Regions from separate parts of the Homo sapiens genome. Here region 2 is linked to region 1. A link is a loop called in an ENCODE intact Hi-C map of the cell type or tissue named here. Cell type or tissue: OCI-LY7. All regions are shown on one strand. Each heading gives the region's core, and the rest is flanking DNA. Links, peaks and the distances in the headings are about the cores only.

What was found. Peaks named below come from ENCODE experiments on the same cell type or tissue, not always from the same donor. Only the 100,000 strongest peaks of a DNase experiment are listed, where the experiment ranks them.
Region 2: a loop joins it to region 1, with 2.9 times the contacts of the local background. A loop is called at or near these places in 2 of 110 quality-filtered maps.

What each region holds. Positions count from the first base shown.
Region 1 is chr3:18,218,872-18,227,212 of GRCh38, reverse strand. All of the region lies in intron 4 of BALR6 (B-cell acute lymphoblastic leukemia associated long RNA 6), which reads right to left. Among named protein-coding and RNA genes, the nearest start is that of SATB1, 200 kb to the left of the region's middle. In OCI-LY7, for the core only: no CTCF peak of the experiment used is centred there; DNase peaks (open chromatin) are centred at 1,562, 3,032, 3,452, 5,042 and 2 weaker places; H3K4me3 peaks cover 5,127 bases; H3K27ac peaks cover 5,544 bases.
Region 2 is chr3:18,123,071-18,131,411 of GRCh38, reverse strand. The region is part of intron 4 of BALR6 (B-cell acute lymphoblastic leukemia associated long RNA 6); the gene reads right to left. Among named protein-coding and RNA genes, the nearest start is that of BALR6, 160 kb to the right of the region's middle. RefSeq lists an enhancer at 2,667-3,542. In OCI-LY7, for the core only: CTCF peaks have their summits at 3,830 and 4,037; DNase peaks (open chromatin) are centred at 3,711 and 4,041; H3K4me3 peaks cover 1,707 bases; H3K27ac peaks cover 2,404 bases.

The DNA of each region.
Region 1 (8,341 bases), core at 290-8,289:
GATATGCTGCTAAAGTGTTACCCAAATGTAAGTTTCAGTCATAAGCTAGATCCTGCTTCACTTAAGCAATACATTCCTTTACAAGTATTGGTCCCATGAAAATTCCCAGTAAAGCAAGCTGCCTACCTAATTGATAGAGATTTAAGTTCAAGAAAAAGTTGCGATTTAATCCCCCAAATCACCATAAGTTGTCCTTTACATGTTCTTAGGAAACAGGACCTGTATCAAGCATTTCCATTTCTGTCATGCCTGCTCTGGACAAAGGGCCATCATCTGAGCTTGTCACATGAAATCCAGCCAATTCCATCATACTTTGCAAGAGTCCAGATCTCTCTCACTGCCGATGCCTTTGGAGCCACAAAGTGACAGTCAGCCCGGCTGTTATGGATGCCCAACACATGGCAAACCTGAAAATAAATGTTACGAAAAAGGCCACAGGGCCATAATAGAGTTGTTATTAGAGCCGAGATGAGTGCTGCAAAATGACTGAACGTCCACTATCTAGAGAGGAACAGAAATTTCAGAGACTGGGGGTAGATGACTGATGGAGTTGGCTAGTTCCAACTTCCATTTCTGCAACTGACACACAGATGCAGAAAAAGCTGAATGTATTCTAATGCCTTTAAAAAAAAAAAGAAAATCCAAACAAACCATGAGTGGGGCTAGTTTACAGTCATCAAATGGTGACTTTCATTTGATTTGGAATGATTTGGAATGCTTTTCTGATGTGTTCTATCTTTCCTATAAGGAATTGTGAGCTTATTATACTCAGAAATCTGAGAGCCAGATAAAAGAGAGATCTTGCCTCAACTTCTCTGACAAGGAGATAGGAAGGAATAGTGTAGGCCCAAAACTTTAGGGCTCAGATCCTGCAAAAAGTCATCACTCTTCATCTATTCAACTTCCTGTCTTCATAAGTATTAATTTTGAAACGAATGCGTAAGTTGAAGCTTTTCTTTAAGATTGACTATACTTTGTCAAATGATGGAAAATGCTTTTAGCCAGAAAATCTATTCTTTATCATAAGGCACTCTTCATAATGGCTTTTTAAATTCAATGTAATTTGTTTTTGGAGTACAAACAGGTTCTGCTGCTCAATTGGTAATTCAGGATTCGTTTTCAAAATAAACTAAAGACACATTCGTGATCACCACATGTTACTGAATGTCTATCCAAACATCTAACACGAAAGTTTTGAAAAGTTAATTTTCTGACCATTCCTCTGGTGTCATTCTTAATTCTGTCACCTTGACATCATGTTGACTCCTTCAGGAAGCAGTGTTAAGAAAAGTGAAAATGTGTCATCAGGCAGTGTTGTGGGTGAATGTACTACTCTGACAGCATTAAACTTTTATGGATGTGTTTATGTATCATACATGTACAAGTCAGCAAGTCTGTATTAGAAATAATCTGCAGAAGCAATAAATTAATGCTGTATTACTAATATTAGTTTACATGTTCATCAAATGGCTCCATGTTTGTGACCAAAATCCCCCTCCACATGAGCTATCCAGCCTGTTCCTGCCCTGAAGCTGGCATGTGCCCTTTTCAGCTCTGAAAAACCTCAATTTGCATAAAGGTCCTCAGCCATCTGAATTAGCTTTGTTTTTGTGTGGAACTGTAAAGGTTGAGTGGTAAGGGCTTAAAGAATCTCTTAAATAATTAAATGGAGTAAACAAAGTGACATCTTGAAGAGTGAGTTTTTTTTTTCTCCCCTTGGGAGAAAAATAGCAAATTCCTTAAGATAATACATTAGATAGAAAGGGGCAAACATTTTTAATGAATAGAGTAGGGTTTGGAGGAGTGTTGAAGAAGCAATGCAGGTTTTTGGCTAGCTACTTCTGGTGCCAGAGATGGTTTTTGGGGTCTTCTTTATCAATGTGGTGGCAACATCTGTGAAAAGTGAAGATTTAAAAAACAACATTGCAGGCTGTTACAGAGGATACTAAAGATGCATCACTAATGACATAGAAGGGTGTGTGTGTCTACATAGGAGAAAATGGAGTTACCTCTCTCAAAAGTGTTTCATGAAAGAACAAAGATGACTGCAGGACATAAGGGATTTTTTTGAGGTATCATACTGTTCTGCCCACCAGCTGATGATGAAGCTATAGATAATTTTCAAAAAAGATAAAAATTAACAAAAAGTGAAAACAGGAACATTTTCTGATGCTATTGATAACTTAATGAAAATGTAAAGAGACTTATGTGAAACTGAATTTTATTTTCCAAGGGATAAAGGAGAAACGTAGACTTCCAGAGCAGGTTCATTTTTGCTATCGGAAGTATAGCTGAATAAGGCAGCCTCAAATGAAACCTAGAGCCAAAGGTTTTCTTCATTCCCTTCTAGTGTGTCCATAACTCTCCTGGAATCTGTGAGCTTGCAAGACAATCTAGCACACATTTGAGCTTTCAAGATGCATGGCACATCCAGACTCGATGTGGTGTTAGTAGCTCCTGTCATTAATAAATTCCTTTGCACAGTGGCTTCAAACTACCTGTCCACCAATTGCTTTCTCTGTTATTTGGTTCCCCTTATTTCTCGATTTTCTGAATGTCAGAACTTGGCTAAACAAAATGAAATACAACTTTCTACATGTAACCCTTTTACTTCCTCATTTCCACATGGCAACATATTTTCTTACTCCAAACACTGCAGTCCTTAAAATTCTACTCAAAACCTCTTTCTTCTATAAACTTCATTCAGTTTCTTTTCATTTCTTATAGTATCCTTTCAGAATTCATTCATTCATTCATCAAACTTTTTTGGAGCACTTACTATACATAAGGCAAAAAAAAATAGGATCGGAGACTACAGAGATGAACAAGTTGCATTCTCTACTCTCAAAGAATAAATCGTCCAACTGTCTAGACGGGCAATAGATTGTGGTAACTGCAGTGAGAGAAATATCTAGGAACAGGGGAGTGCACCTGAGGGGGTGTCAGTAGAGAGACAGGCTAACGCGGAAGTTTCCTGAAAGATACGATGTCTGTGATGAGTCTTAGAAGATGAGTAGAAGTCAGCCAGGCTGGGCATCCCAAGTATGAAGGTTAGTACCAAGCCTGAAAACAGTATACTAGAACTTCTCTTCACATTGACGCTTTTGTTGCCTAAGTGTTCACAATAGTCTGTCTTGGTTCCACCTTCAGGCTGACTTCAGACCATCTGAGGGAGGAATTAAGTGAGATAATGGGTTTATCACAAAGTGGTGGGAGACAGCTTCTAGAATTCTTATTATGATTATTAAACCTGGTTTCTGCTTTATCTCTTATTTTCCTGAAGTACCATTAAAGTGCTCTAAGTACCCAAATCTTGCTATTGGTTTCTTTACTCCTCTCTTGTCACTCTGGTAGCAGGCAGGGCAGACCTCGGCTACCAAAGTGAGAATGAGGACTCAAGGAGGAAGTGAAAGATGGTCACAGAATCAAAAAGCATCCCCAGACTTCCTGTTGGGAGCTCTCTGCTAGTGTCCCCAGGGTGTTGACAGTAACTGTTCTGGGGGATGAGGCGAGGGAGGGGTGCAGTGGGCTGCAGAAAGACACAGCAGCTGGCTTCATTACTACATCCCTAACAAAGGGTCTCTATAAATCAGACAGGAGGGAAGTGTATGTTTGGCAGGGGGAGGGAAGTTGGTGGGTGCTTGCTCTTTGGCAAATGGTTTAGAACTCATTGGGGCTTACAACCATAATCTACTGATTTGGGAGCCATGGACAAAATCTTTTCTTTTCTAAGCGTTATACTAACAGTGAATATAGATTTTGTTTTCTGGTTTAAATGTGAAGCAAAAAGACACATGATATGATTTTTAAGTAATATGTTCTTAAGTCTATTTCGTTTTAAGCAACTCATCTTCACCAAAAGTGCATCATTAAAACTGGTGGTAAATATATGTATACAATTTTTAATATAAATCTGCCTCTCAATCAGTTTCCACATCGCCTGTACATTTATATCAGATCTCTGAAGCCCACTGAACATTAGCAAGAGAAGTGTGAAAAGACAGAAATAGTATCCAGTCCTTGCAGAATGTCTCATTTAGCGGAGTGGGGAAGCTGAGGGGAAGAAATAGTAGTAATATTTTTTGTGTGTGGCCCCATTACTTTTTCAAAGCATTTTCCACCTTTAATTTAGTTGTGACTTCCAGCTGTTTTTGACAGATGGGAACACAAAAACAAGTAGCAGCCAATCAAGTGACACCCAAGCCACGTTTCCTATAGCTGCTGTATCCCAGGCTTAGTCTTTGCTTTCCTCTGCCAAATCCCTCTGCTTTCTTCACAATGAATGCAAGTCTCTGATCACACCTCAAAATAGCCAGCACATTCCTCAGCCTAGCTTTGTGACCAACGTCAGGCACCCAGAAAAGCTCCAGGCAGAAGTCACGAATTTCACAGCCCACTGGGACCAAAGAGGTGATTTAAGAGAGGAAAGTGGGCAGGGTGGAAGACAGCATGAAGAGGTGGGAACCCAAGAGAATGCAGGCCCCCCTGAAATACAGTGCTGTGATGGAGTGGACTTCAGAGGGCCGATTATACACATCTCTTCCCAAAGCTCTTTTCGGTGTCCTCATCTTGGTAAGTCAAAATTGACCATTTACGCCACAGGAATTGTCAAACATTGCAAATCAGGGCTTCCACTCCACTCCCAGAGAGTTGGTTATTAAACATTTACTTGCACACCAATGCATAAGAGCATTCAAATCCAATTCTTAATTACTGGTGTATGAGCCAAACAAAACTCATTTGCTCCTGTGTCTGCCCCAAGGCTCCAGGTTTGAGACCTCTGCTCTAGGGGTTAGGCTGTCTTTGGCATGGTGACAAATTTGAATCTTTGTTGGTTCTCCTACTCTTTCCTTCTTTTCTCCCCTCCCCTCAACTTTCTGACTTCTGAAGGAAAAGACCAATAAAGTAGCTCTACAAAATTACTATAAAGGAAACAATCTAAAGGAAAGAATACAACTTACCAACAGGTGTTTGGATAACTTCAGTCTGAGTTACATTCTCTTGGTTGAAACTCTTCGGCCCACCTCTATTGTTAACACCTGTGAAATTGTTCAGTCAAATAATCCCACAGCCCTCTCTGTCTCTCGAATGTGTAGTCTGTTATATTTCTTGTCAATGAGGCAGCACAGAATTCATTTAGAGGGCCATGTGAAGTGTTTGTAAATAACAAATTAAGATTTAGTTCAAATATCTCTGATGGGGTCTTGGTGTGCTTACCAGGTTTATGGATCTGTCTCATGGGAATGCACTTTACAAAGTCGCATTTGTGGGTTGTTTATCCAGTTAATAAAGGTATACATTATATATTTGTCATAGATATGAATGGAAGAAAGGGAAATAATCACTGGAAAAAGCTGTTTCAGATTTTTGCAAGTTGAAGTACTGTGTTAAAGAAAATGGAATAATATGACAAGTATTAGATACTTCATTAGCTAAAATAAAAATAATCATAAGTATTACTCTATTGTTTTTCTTTTTGTGAAATGATTTTCAACCAACATTGGAAAAGCTTGGTAAACAAAACTCGTGGACTGTCTAAAATCAGGTTCTTACTCTGGGGTTCACAGACCCAGGATGTCTGTGAACTTGAATGTAAAAACAATTACAACATTATTTTCACTCATTTCCAACTGAAATTTAGCATATCCTTCCATTATGAATAGAGTCAACAACCTATGGTACTATTAGCAGTACCTGTCTGTCACTAATAGAAATCACAGTTTTTTTTTTCTATGAAATTACAGTTGCTGTAGATATATGAAAACAGTCTTTATACTCTTCATTTCTTCGAAATTATAGTAATTATTAGATGCACTGCAAGATTTTATTTTTTAAAAGCACATACATTATTACATCACACATTTGACTTTTATATATTTTGATAACTATGATTCCATATAATTGGTTTCCTTTGTAATACCTATACATTCTATTTTTTTCACTTAAAAATATTTTCCTGAGAAAGGGTCCACAGACTTCACCAGATTGCCAAAGAGGGTAGGATCCATGGCACTAAAAAAACTTAAGAACCCCTGTTCTAAAATTGGCCCCAAATTTCATTTATTAATTTATTCAACAACAATCAATAACAGTTAAGTGCCTTCAAATGCCCTGCAGTGTTCAATGAACTAGGGATATAAGAACAGATGAGACAAAATTTCTACCTCAAGGACCTTATATTATATAGAAGATAATTTATTTTCCCAAAAAGGATAATTCTTTAAACATTTAATCTCAAAAGCAACAAGAACAAAAACTCACAAGTAGCACTATCCAAAACGTGATCCATGAAACAGCAACTTGGGCATTGTCTGGGGTTTTGTTAGAAATGTAGAATTTCAGGCCCCATCCCAGAATCTCTATTTTAATAAGATCTCCAGAAATTAGAAAATTTGAGATGTGCTGGCCTAGACTTTAGTCATTCATACTACTATCCTTACCACTTCCTTCTTCCCATTTGGCCTGAACAATGATCTAAAACAATGACAAAGTCCCAAGGAATCAGGAGACCACTAATAAAGTCAAGTGTAGACCAAACTGATTTTTCCAAGGCTTGTGAAAGAGAGCATGGCTCTTTTGAGAATTCTATTTCTAGCAGTACCGAAGAGTACAAATCTAAGCTGGGGAAAAAAAAAAAAAAAAAGAAAGAAAGAAAGAAAAGAAAAACACGATTGGAAATCTTGTCACATTTTCTCATGCCTAATTTGGTCATTCCTTTGTATGAAGTAAAACAAGCTCATCTTGTTTAGTGTTACCTCAATGGAGTGAAATTGGCTACACCGTTCTTTCACTCAAAGAACTATTCATAGATTTCTATTCTCAAGCATGTTATTTATATTCTGCCTAAAAGTAGGTTTCACAGTTATTCAGAATCATGCAGCATCAACTGAATACTTCTTTAATTTTGATCTGAAAAGTGAAACACATTTGAATTTCCTAATATAATATTTGGGGAGAACCCCAAAGTGTGAATATTGAGAAAACAATGATATATAAAAGATATTAGAATCCAGTGATTACTTAAAAGCTTGAAATCAATTGAATTCTATGTATGGTGGATACTTATGAAATCACATGCAAACTGCAGTGATGTGGCTTGATAATCTAAATCTTATTAATGATCCAGGGGCAGTGCTCTCTGTCCATTGCAATCTCTGACCCTGTCTTTATTTAAAATTCCAACTTTTTTCCATTATTAATTTTTCGCATTAATTTTTATTTTTAAAACTATTGCATTAAAATATTTATCTTGATTACTGAGATTTTGGACACTCCTTAAATTTTGTACTTCAGATCCTAGTCCTGACCCTGTTGGACATACAAGGTCAGAGATGAAGAAATAATTACAATTAGAATAAATTCTAAAAATTACAAATAAATATTCATTTTTGCCTAGCAATTGTATTTTTTTTTTTTTTTTTTGAGACGGAATCTCGCTCTGTCACCCACGCCAGAGTGCAGTGGCGTGATCTCGGCTCACTGCAAGCTCCGCCTCCCAGGTTCACGCCGTTCTCCTGCCTCAGCCTCCCGAGTAGCTGGGACTACAGGTGCCCACCACCACGCCCAGCTAATTTTTTGTATTTTTAGCAGAGACGGAGTTTCACTGTGTTAGCCAGGATGGTCTCAATCTCCTGACCTCGTGATCCACCCGCCTCGGCCTCCCAAAGTGCTGGGATTACAGGTGTGAGCCACCGCTTCTGGCCAACAATTGTATTACTATTACTCTTAAAATACTACCAGTGTCATTAGAATAGTTTTTTAAACAATCGTAATACTTGTGTCACACTGTATATATATGCCACTCATAAACATAAAGATCTTTTCTTTCCAGCACACATTACAGGCAAGAAATTCTTTCAGTTAATTAATAGGTAAACTGAGGCTTGGATCATTAACTTGTAGATTCATAATTTCTCCTAACTGTTCCCAAGTAAAATGTTTACCAAAAGATCATCCCACTGTCCTGTAAGAAGCAGAATTTTATTGTTTGTACATTGTGTGAAATGCTATTGTCATCAAAGTTAATCACCAAGAAAGCCAAGGCCAATAAATAGCTTAGATGAATTGGAAAATTTGATCTTTACTTGGATTTAAATTAATGAAATTATACGGTACCAAAGACAGCACCTCGCTAAGGCAGTTTAATGTTAACAACTTTCATAATAGTCTCAGAGGGCATTGTTAAGAGGAACTCTCTGAATTGCCTGATTTTAAAAAACTGCACTGTACCAGTATTTTTTGCAAACAAAATGTAATGTCAAATAGAAAGGGGTACATCATAGGAAAATTAACTTTAAACCCTATCATCCCATAAAGCACAAATAATTCCAAACTTTCCCAA
Region 2 (8,341 bases), core at 10-8,009, 96 kb after region 1:
CAAATTATAAATAGAATAAAAACTTAAGGATGGAAAATAAAACATCAACATTTAGAAGGAAATATGGGAGAATTTAGTTAGAATGTTATGTTAGGACATTATCTCCTAAACAAAATGCAAAATTTATAAAATCATAAAGGAAAAGATTCATATATTTGGCTGCATGAAAATTCTAAATTCTGTTCAGTAAAATTACCACATACAAAACTAACAAAAGAAAAGCCATAGACTGTCACACACACATATATAAACACACACACACACACGGAATCTAAATATATGGAAAAGGATCAGTATTCAAAATATACAAAGAATTCTTCCAAATCAATCAGAAAAAGCCAAGTACTCCCAGTGAAAAAATGTGCAGAGAATATTAATAGGAAATTCACACGATAAGAAATCTAAATGATTCACAAAACATAGGAGAAGATATTCAATCTCACTAAATGATTTGTCCACTTTATCTATCTGTTGGCAAAATTTTTAAGTCTGACATTATCAGGTGTTGAGCAGATTGTGGAAAAGTACAAACTATCATAAACTACCAATGGGCATATAAATCTATTGAGCCACTTTGGAGAGTAGTCTAGCAATGACTAGCACAATCCAGCAATTCCACTTCTGGCTATAAATTCTTTTTAAAAACTGTATTGCACATGTACAGAACAAAAAGTTCATCACATCATTGTTTCTAAAAAGAAAAAAAAAGAAATCTAAAATGTCCATCATTAAAGTGTGAGCGAATTAAGTTGCTGTGTTTGTATATAATGAAGTACTATATGGCAATTAAAATAATTTACATTATGTGTATGAATATGGCTAAATCTCTGAAAAGCATAATGTGGAGTGAAAAATACAAATTGCAGTTTCATGCATATGTAAAATACTATATATGAGAAAAATATATACATGTCTAATTTAAATATAACAAATGTATGTGAATAATAAACATAGCACCCATGATTGTGGCTGCCTTTGAGATTGAGAAAGAAGATAACAATGTCAGAATATATTTTAGAAAGACTTAACTGAATCTGGATTGTCTTCATTCTTTCATGAAAAATGAAAAAGATTGAAGCAAAAAAAAGAATACTGGAATATGTTAGTTCTACGTGATAATACATTGATATTTAACTTGTGTTTCTCTATAGTTTTCTGTATTTTAAAAATATTTAATCTTATTGTACAAGAACTTATTAAGCACTGATTAAGTGACAAAAAAAAAAGAAAAGAAAAAAGCAAGAAAAAAAGAACTCAGTTAGCTTCAGGTCCCTGTCTGCTCCGAGAAGTGTTCTGCAAAGTTACAAATGATGCCCGTGCATAAAGAGTTTCATGGTCAACAGAAATTAACATGAAGACCCAGGCTTGGCCTTCAGAGAGCTCCCGCTCCACGGGAAGAACTGACTCAGTTGTGTGTCTATGTAGCAGGTGACCAAAAGCTTCCCAAACTTCCATTTCTAGTAAACTAGGTGCACGGAACTCTGTTTTCACTTTCCTTTACTCCTTTCTGCCACACCTTGCAAGAGCTTCTTAAATTGTGAAATTTCTGACATTCATTTCTGTGAGTATTCTACAAAAGTAAGGATATTTTTGTCATCTTCCAAATGTCCAACACCTTTCTGGTTTTCTTTTTATATGGCTTCTAGATAGATTAACTTTTTTCTACCACGCTGTCTGAAAAGGTTACCATTTCAAAAGCTTTATTCAAGAAGGGTTGTGATAAAAGTGCCCTAAATTTCCACCCTATTGGATTGAGGATGTTGGATAGAAGTCTGAAAAATAGAAATATAGAAGCCAAAAAGAACTTTTTAAAAGGAGTGATAGAAAACCCAGTAGCCTAGTGAAGATCAATAGTACAGTGAAGACAAATGATCCAAGAGGCCAAGTTCACCTTTCCTCCTGGCATCCCTGGTATGTTCCAGGAAGAAAATCGGTACTGCTGAAGAATGGGATTGCCCGTAAATATTTCTTTAAAGCTGAAAGATATGGGGGAGACAGTGTCTTATTTTCACTTTCCCCTGAACTCTCCCCATCCATGTTCAACAGGAGTAGCTGGTGAAAGTGGGTATCAATGTTGCTTATTGGAGATGTTGTAAAGGGGACTCCAGCTTGGAAGGAAGGTTGGATTAGATCACCTCACTGCTTCCTTCTAAATCCATGCTTCTGATCCTAGAACAGGATGTTGCTGACTGAGACTCTGCAGGCTGGAAGCCTCAGAAAATGCACTCGGGTGGGGTGCTGAAAGCAAGTGGAATCTGAGGGAATTTATTTGGGCATTTACCCTGGGACCGCTTTGGAACCAAAGCGAGAGGCTGAGGAAGAGGGGAAAATGACAAGGAAACAATTTCTGAATGTGTGCAGAATCCAGAAAACATGTTTTACTATGTCCTCAGCTGAATTTTTGTCTCCCACTTTCCCTATGCCAAAAATGACCTCACTATATTCTTCACAGAATGAGGCTCATGGTTAGAAGTCTCTTTATACACAACAATAATTTTAGAATGTGATACATGAAGGAAAGCTATCCACCACATTATAGAAAATCCATGGCTTCCCTGTATCTATCAGGTAAAAGAAGTTACCTGAAATGCTCTGTCCTCTTCCTCCTCAGGGGTCAACAACTCACCCAACCCCTACAGCCCTGTCAAGGAGATCACATACAAAACCCACATGCCAGCCTATTTTTCTCCATTAAGCAAAATATCATCATGACATTCACTGAAAAAAGGGGTAAAGGAAGTCTGTGTTTCAGATTTTGTTTCAGTCTTCTGGAATCAAACAAAATAACCCACATAACGGCCTCTGGGGCAAAAAGTGTGCAAAAATGAAGGTTTTAGGAAAACTCCAAATTGGATCAGGCCTGAGACTTAAACTATATACCGTGATTCTTTGGTATTGTTTGGTTTCATCATCTGTCTCCCACTTTGCCCAACTTTTATCAGACAAGACAGGAAGCAGGCACTCTTTATTCTGTATGCACAGTAGCTCTCTCAAAAACATCTTTATTCAGCTTCTTCGCTAATGTCTCCGGCAAAGGCATCAACATGCTTTGTGCAAAATGAATTACTGCTAATTAAAAATCAACAGAAATGAGCATGCAACACTCTGTGCCCCATTAATATTTTAACCAGCAGCATGAGTAATTAAAGCTGCGCTAATTTTTTCCTCTCTCGCACAGCATCTATAACCAGTCAATAAATTACATAAAAAGTACAGGTGTGTTTCGCTGTCAGAGGCATAATATAATGATAAATCGACATCATTTCTCATACTTAACGGTCCCCCATTTGGTGCCAACTAAGAACTTGCTGTTATCTTTGCATTTGTAAATGACACACACGCATGCCACACACACACACACACACACACACAAAATACTAAAAGGGAAGGCCATACGCCAGTACTGGCCCAAGTTCATGGGCTTCAGTTTGTACTTCAAAAGAGGGAAGCTAGTTGTTTGATAAGCAAAGTCTGCTGCCCTATATTTTGTTTCCTCTATTTTTTTTCCTGATGTTCATGAAGAGGGGATATGCTCCCCAGCCCCCAGGAACTATGTCAGAAAGTAAGATGGAGGAAACCATTACCAATTTCTATTATATTTTTCAATGCACATCAAGATTCACACACACACACACACACACACACACAAACACACACACACACACACACACCCTGGTGAGTACAGACCCTAGCCCTCTGCCATTCCCCAGTTCACTAGGCAAACCACTTCTGCTTTTTCCATTTCAATGATTACTCTTTGTAAAGCTTTCTCTTTCAAAAAAAAAAAACCCGATATGTACAGATGTTAAGTGTTGCTCTTTTTTCTTCCATAGAAAACATTAAGAAGTTGTTATTTACTGCTTCCTTTGGAAAGGTTCTAAATTATTTATCCCTCAGTAGTTCTCACTCTTCTTTTCCCAGTTACATTCCTCTTTCTTAGGACCCCTCTTGCCCTCCTTCCACTGGCATCAGCACCACACAAGCCCCCAGGTTGTGCCTAAGAAAAGCACTACCTGTTTCAGGCCTTTCAGAAGGCAGCCAGTAGGTCCTGCTGTAGCTCTACATTTGCCTTCGTTGGTGAAGAGCTAGAGCTCCAACACGGCTTTCTCTAAGAGGCTGACTGTGAATGCAATTCTGAAGGATGGATTCAGCAATTCTGGGCATCCTACAATGTGTCTTCACTTTTCTGCTAAAAAATGAATGTCAGCAGACAGGATGAGAGAGACCATTTTTAATTCAGTATTACTTAAGTCGAAAATACGTCCCTCAATCTTTCCTCCTCTAAGTAGCTTTTTTATTTTTACTAATTAAACAATTGTTTGCTTTGGAGAAGCAGTAAAATACGTTGAGAGTACTTTTAGCCTAAGGCAACTAGATGCCCCAGATATATCAGGCCAGTACCATCTTTTTAATGGACTTTCTTGCTGTCTGCTGCAAACAATCTGGGCAGTGAGATGCTCCAGCTCTCCTGGTCTGTTTCCCCTCCACCCTGTTGCCGTTCCAATGGCCCGGACTCCTTCATGCCTCACATCTGCACCATTAGGCCCCAGAAAGGTGGGCAAGGGGCCCAGTGGCCACAAAACCACTTCTACTCACTGGCAATACTTCAACAACCCTGCTGCCTGCATCACAAAAATCTTCGATGATGTTCAGTTCACAAATCTGGTTAGCTTATTTTAGCCAACTGTACTATCCACAAAAATTAAGGCAATTATTGTTTGCTTTAGGAGGAGTTTGATCTGACAGTCCATTCTGCTCAGAAATTTTGTTTCCCATTATGGTGTGATGATTTTATTTCTCTCTAGCTCTCTCTCTTTTTAAAGATGTGTGTGATTGCTCAGACCCACAGACATACAACATACAAAGGTATAAATTTTACAAGTTAAATACAATTACTTCTATCCAGAATTCTACTAATGTTTGTTAATGACTTGACCTGTCTAAAATACATAGGAGGTAGTTTAAGGTGCGAGAAGGAACAGCAGTAAACAGAGGGGGAAGCTGAGCTCCAACCCTCGGTAATATCAATCACCCTCTCTCCCATAACTCCAAGTGCCAAAGGAAATACAGGAAATCTATGAAAGCTATTCTGCTTTTTTTCTCTGGGAAAATTCTATTTAAGTGGCAAGAGGGGAAAAAGGAAACAAGGAAGGAAGGAGGGGAGGAAGGAAGGAATGAAGGGAGGGAAGGAGGGAGGGAAAGAGGGAGAAGAAGGGGAGGAAAGAAAACACACAAAGCACACATAAGTGCCTCTCAAAATGTGAAAGATTTCTGTTTAATTTTGTTTAAGTGTTCTGTGCTATCAGTTGCTGCTTGAATTAAATGAAAAGCAATTTCAGCGGTAAGCTGAGCCCTTAAATGTAAGAAATAATTTCCACTTTTCCTCAGCTCCAATCCTAAATTAGAAGAGACCCAATAGCTCCAATGAGGCAAAGGTGGAGGTGGGGTGTTGGTTTCCACTGGCCCACCTCCTCAGTGGTCCTCTGGGAAACACTCTTAATAATAGCTCAAGGGCTGAATGGAAAGGAGACATCAAAGCCCATATTTGAGAATCACGAATCTTTCCTCTGTGATTCTTAAAAATATGCTACAGAAAGAGCTTTGACATTGCCTGAAAGAGCCATGTGCTTTTTAAAATCGTGAATTGGATTCTACACTATATCTTTGTTAGCATTTTTTTCACTTAAAAGTGTTTTAAATGAATTCCTCTTGCAGAATTTTATTCTTCCTTTGGATGCTCAATTTTCTAAGAAAGAAAGTAAATCCTGCCAACTTTTCGTTACACATGATAATGAGAGAGGGACATCATGGGCAAGTTACATTTATAAATAATCCTAAATTCCCCTTCTATGCAATGGTTTGAGCAAAAATTTGATCAAAATTGTTTTTAAAAACGTTTTAAAGAGAGAAGATAATAGTTCTATTTGTAGTTCCACTTATTTTTTTCTGCAGGGCTAACAGAAATAACCGTGAGGAGTGAAATGTTAAAAAGACAATTAAAAAATTGTTAATCAATGTTTATAGAAGGTCACTGCTTTTAGAAATCCTGGAGAAATGGTCACCATCATCAGAAATACTGTCAATATCTTTGACTTGTAAGATATGCTATAGTCAAGTTGTGCATCAAAAGCAATTGAAACAGATAAGAGTGTAATTAATTCTGTCTAAGAGTTGGAGGGGGAGACAAAGAGTGGAGAATGAGTATAAAAAATAGTACACAAGAGTTATAAAAGGTTTTCTCAAAAAGCTTAGATTCAATGGGGAAGAAAAAAGTAATGTGCATGAACAGATAGGCATGGTCCTACTGATCAGAAATATGGTCATCTTAGGCTCTCCTCTCTCTCTCCCCCATATTTAGTCTTTTACTAAACTCTGTCTCTTCTACCACCTTAACATCTCTTGAACTTGTCACTCCTCTCCCTTTTTGCTGCCATGCTATTATTTCAGGCCCCTGTTTCCCCTGACCTGGTGGTCAGAATAGTCTAAGTCATGCAGTGATAACAAATAACCCCAAAATCTCCGTGGCTTAACACAAATTTCTTATGTATACGACATATCCAGCATGCATCACCTGGAGCTCTGTTTATCATAACCACTCAGGGACCCTGGCTAAGTTCCTAATGGAAGCTCCATTATCACCAAGTTAGGAGCAAAAAAACAAGATGAATCATGCACTGGCTCTTAAAATTTCCACCCAGAAATGACACATGACACCTCAGCTAACATTTCATTAGCTAAAGCGAGTCACACAGCTACACCCAGCCTCGCAGGGAGCAGAGCAATCATGCCATGTGCCCAAAAGAAAGAAAGCTAGAAATATTTGTGGTTGCACAGCATGAATAACTACCACATCTGCTTTAACTGAATAGCCCCTTAACTGGTCTTCCAGCTTCCGGCCCCACCTCCTCCAATGCATCCTCCACACTGACCTTTCTTAAATTCAAATACGATTATCTAAGCATATTATCACTCTGATTAAAAATGTTCACTGCCACATATATCACTTGAGATGAAGCTAAACTTGTTTCCCATGTTGAGCAAGCCAGTTTAGATCTGGCCTTGGGCTCACTTACAGTTTCTTCCTCGTCCACCACCACTATGGAAAGCATCCCAGTGTGTACCCAGTGTACCATGTACTCCAGCCATATAGAAATATAAAAGTGACATATCTTTGTTACCTTTGCACATGCTCTCCCTAAGCCTAGAATGACTCCCAACCTATCCCATCCCTTTCCTCTTAAAGAAGACATCCACTAAGACTCATCTAAAATGTGATATTCTCTGGACCACTTCCCTGACATCAAAGGTTGAATTACATGTTTTTTCTCTGCTCATATGGTGCCACCTATATACCTCTTTTCATGCCTTTTTTGTGTGAGAGTTACTACTTACCTATTCAGTTTCTCTACCAATAGATTTTGAGCCCTCCAAAAGGAAATGGACTCTTTTTATGGCAAGGGCCTGGCTTATAATTGGTTATTTGAAAATGTTTATTGGGTAAGTAAAGTAAAGCACAAATACAAAGTCAACTTCTAAGCTCCAGTACATATTCTAAAGTCTATGGGAATACCGAGTAAATGAAACACTAGTCTCCATCCAAAAGTATATTCATTTTCTCTTATTTGCACATATGTATGTGTTACAATGCTGAATCATTGAGAATAATTAATGCACTTTCTCTTTTGTATTTTCAAGTACAGGTCCTTCATTTCTATTGACTTGGGACATCTGTCTTCCTAGGGAGAAGATTAGAAAGGCTGAACATGGAATATGAAAAGGAAATAAGGTAATTTTCAGTTTCTGACATTCAAATACACTGTATAAGATTTTGTGGCAAGACAATAATCCTGCAAGCTAGTCTCTTATATTAAGAAAAATTGTCCAAATTTAGCATATTGAAAGCCAGACTTGGTAGGCTGGAGGGAAGTTCAGACGAGAATAAGAGAAAACGCTTGTCCTCAGGAGTCAGATGAGAAGACACTCCCTGATTTAGTCTCTACAGACTACCTGGAAAGGGAGTGGATTGTTAGACAACTGGGAATAGTACTGAAGGCAGAAAGAGGCTCTTCTCCTTATGCCCCTCACCTCTAACAAACTCTCTAATTAGTGTTCAAAGAGTAGGCCACTTTGCAGATTATTTTCACTAATGTGGAATACAACCACATCCAAGTAAAAGAGGCAACAAGCCATGTGAAAAAGGAAGATCTGACATTTATCCTTCCCAAACCTGTGCTGTATACATGAGACCCAGAAGTAGCTACCATGTTTTCCCAAGGAAGTCATCATAACTAGGTGAAGTGACTGTAGTATGAGCTGTGGAGTGGACCACTGTCTCACTACG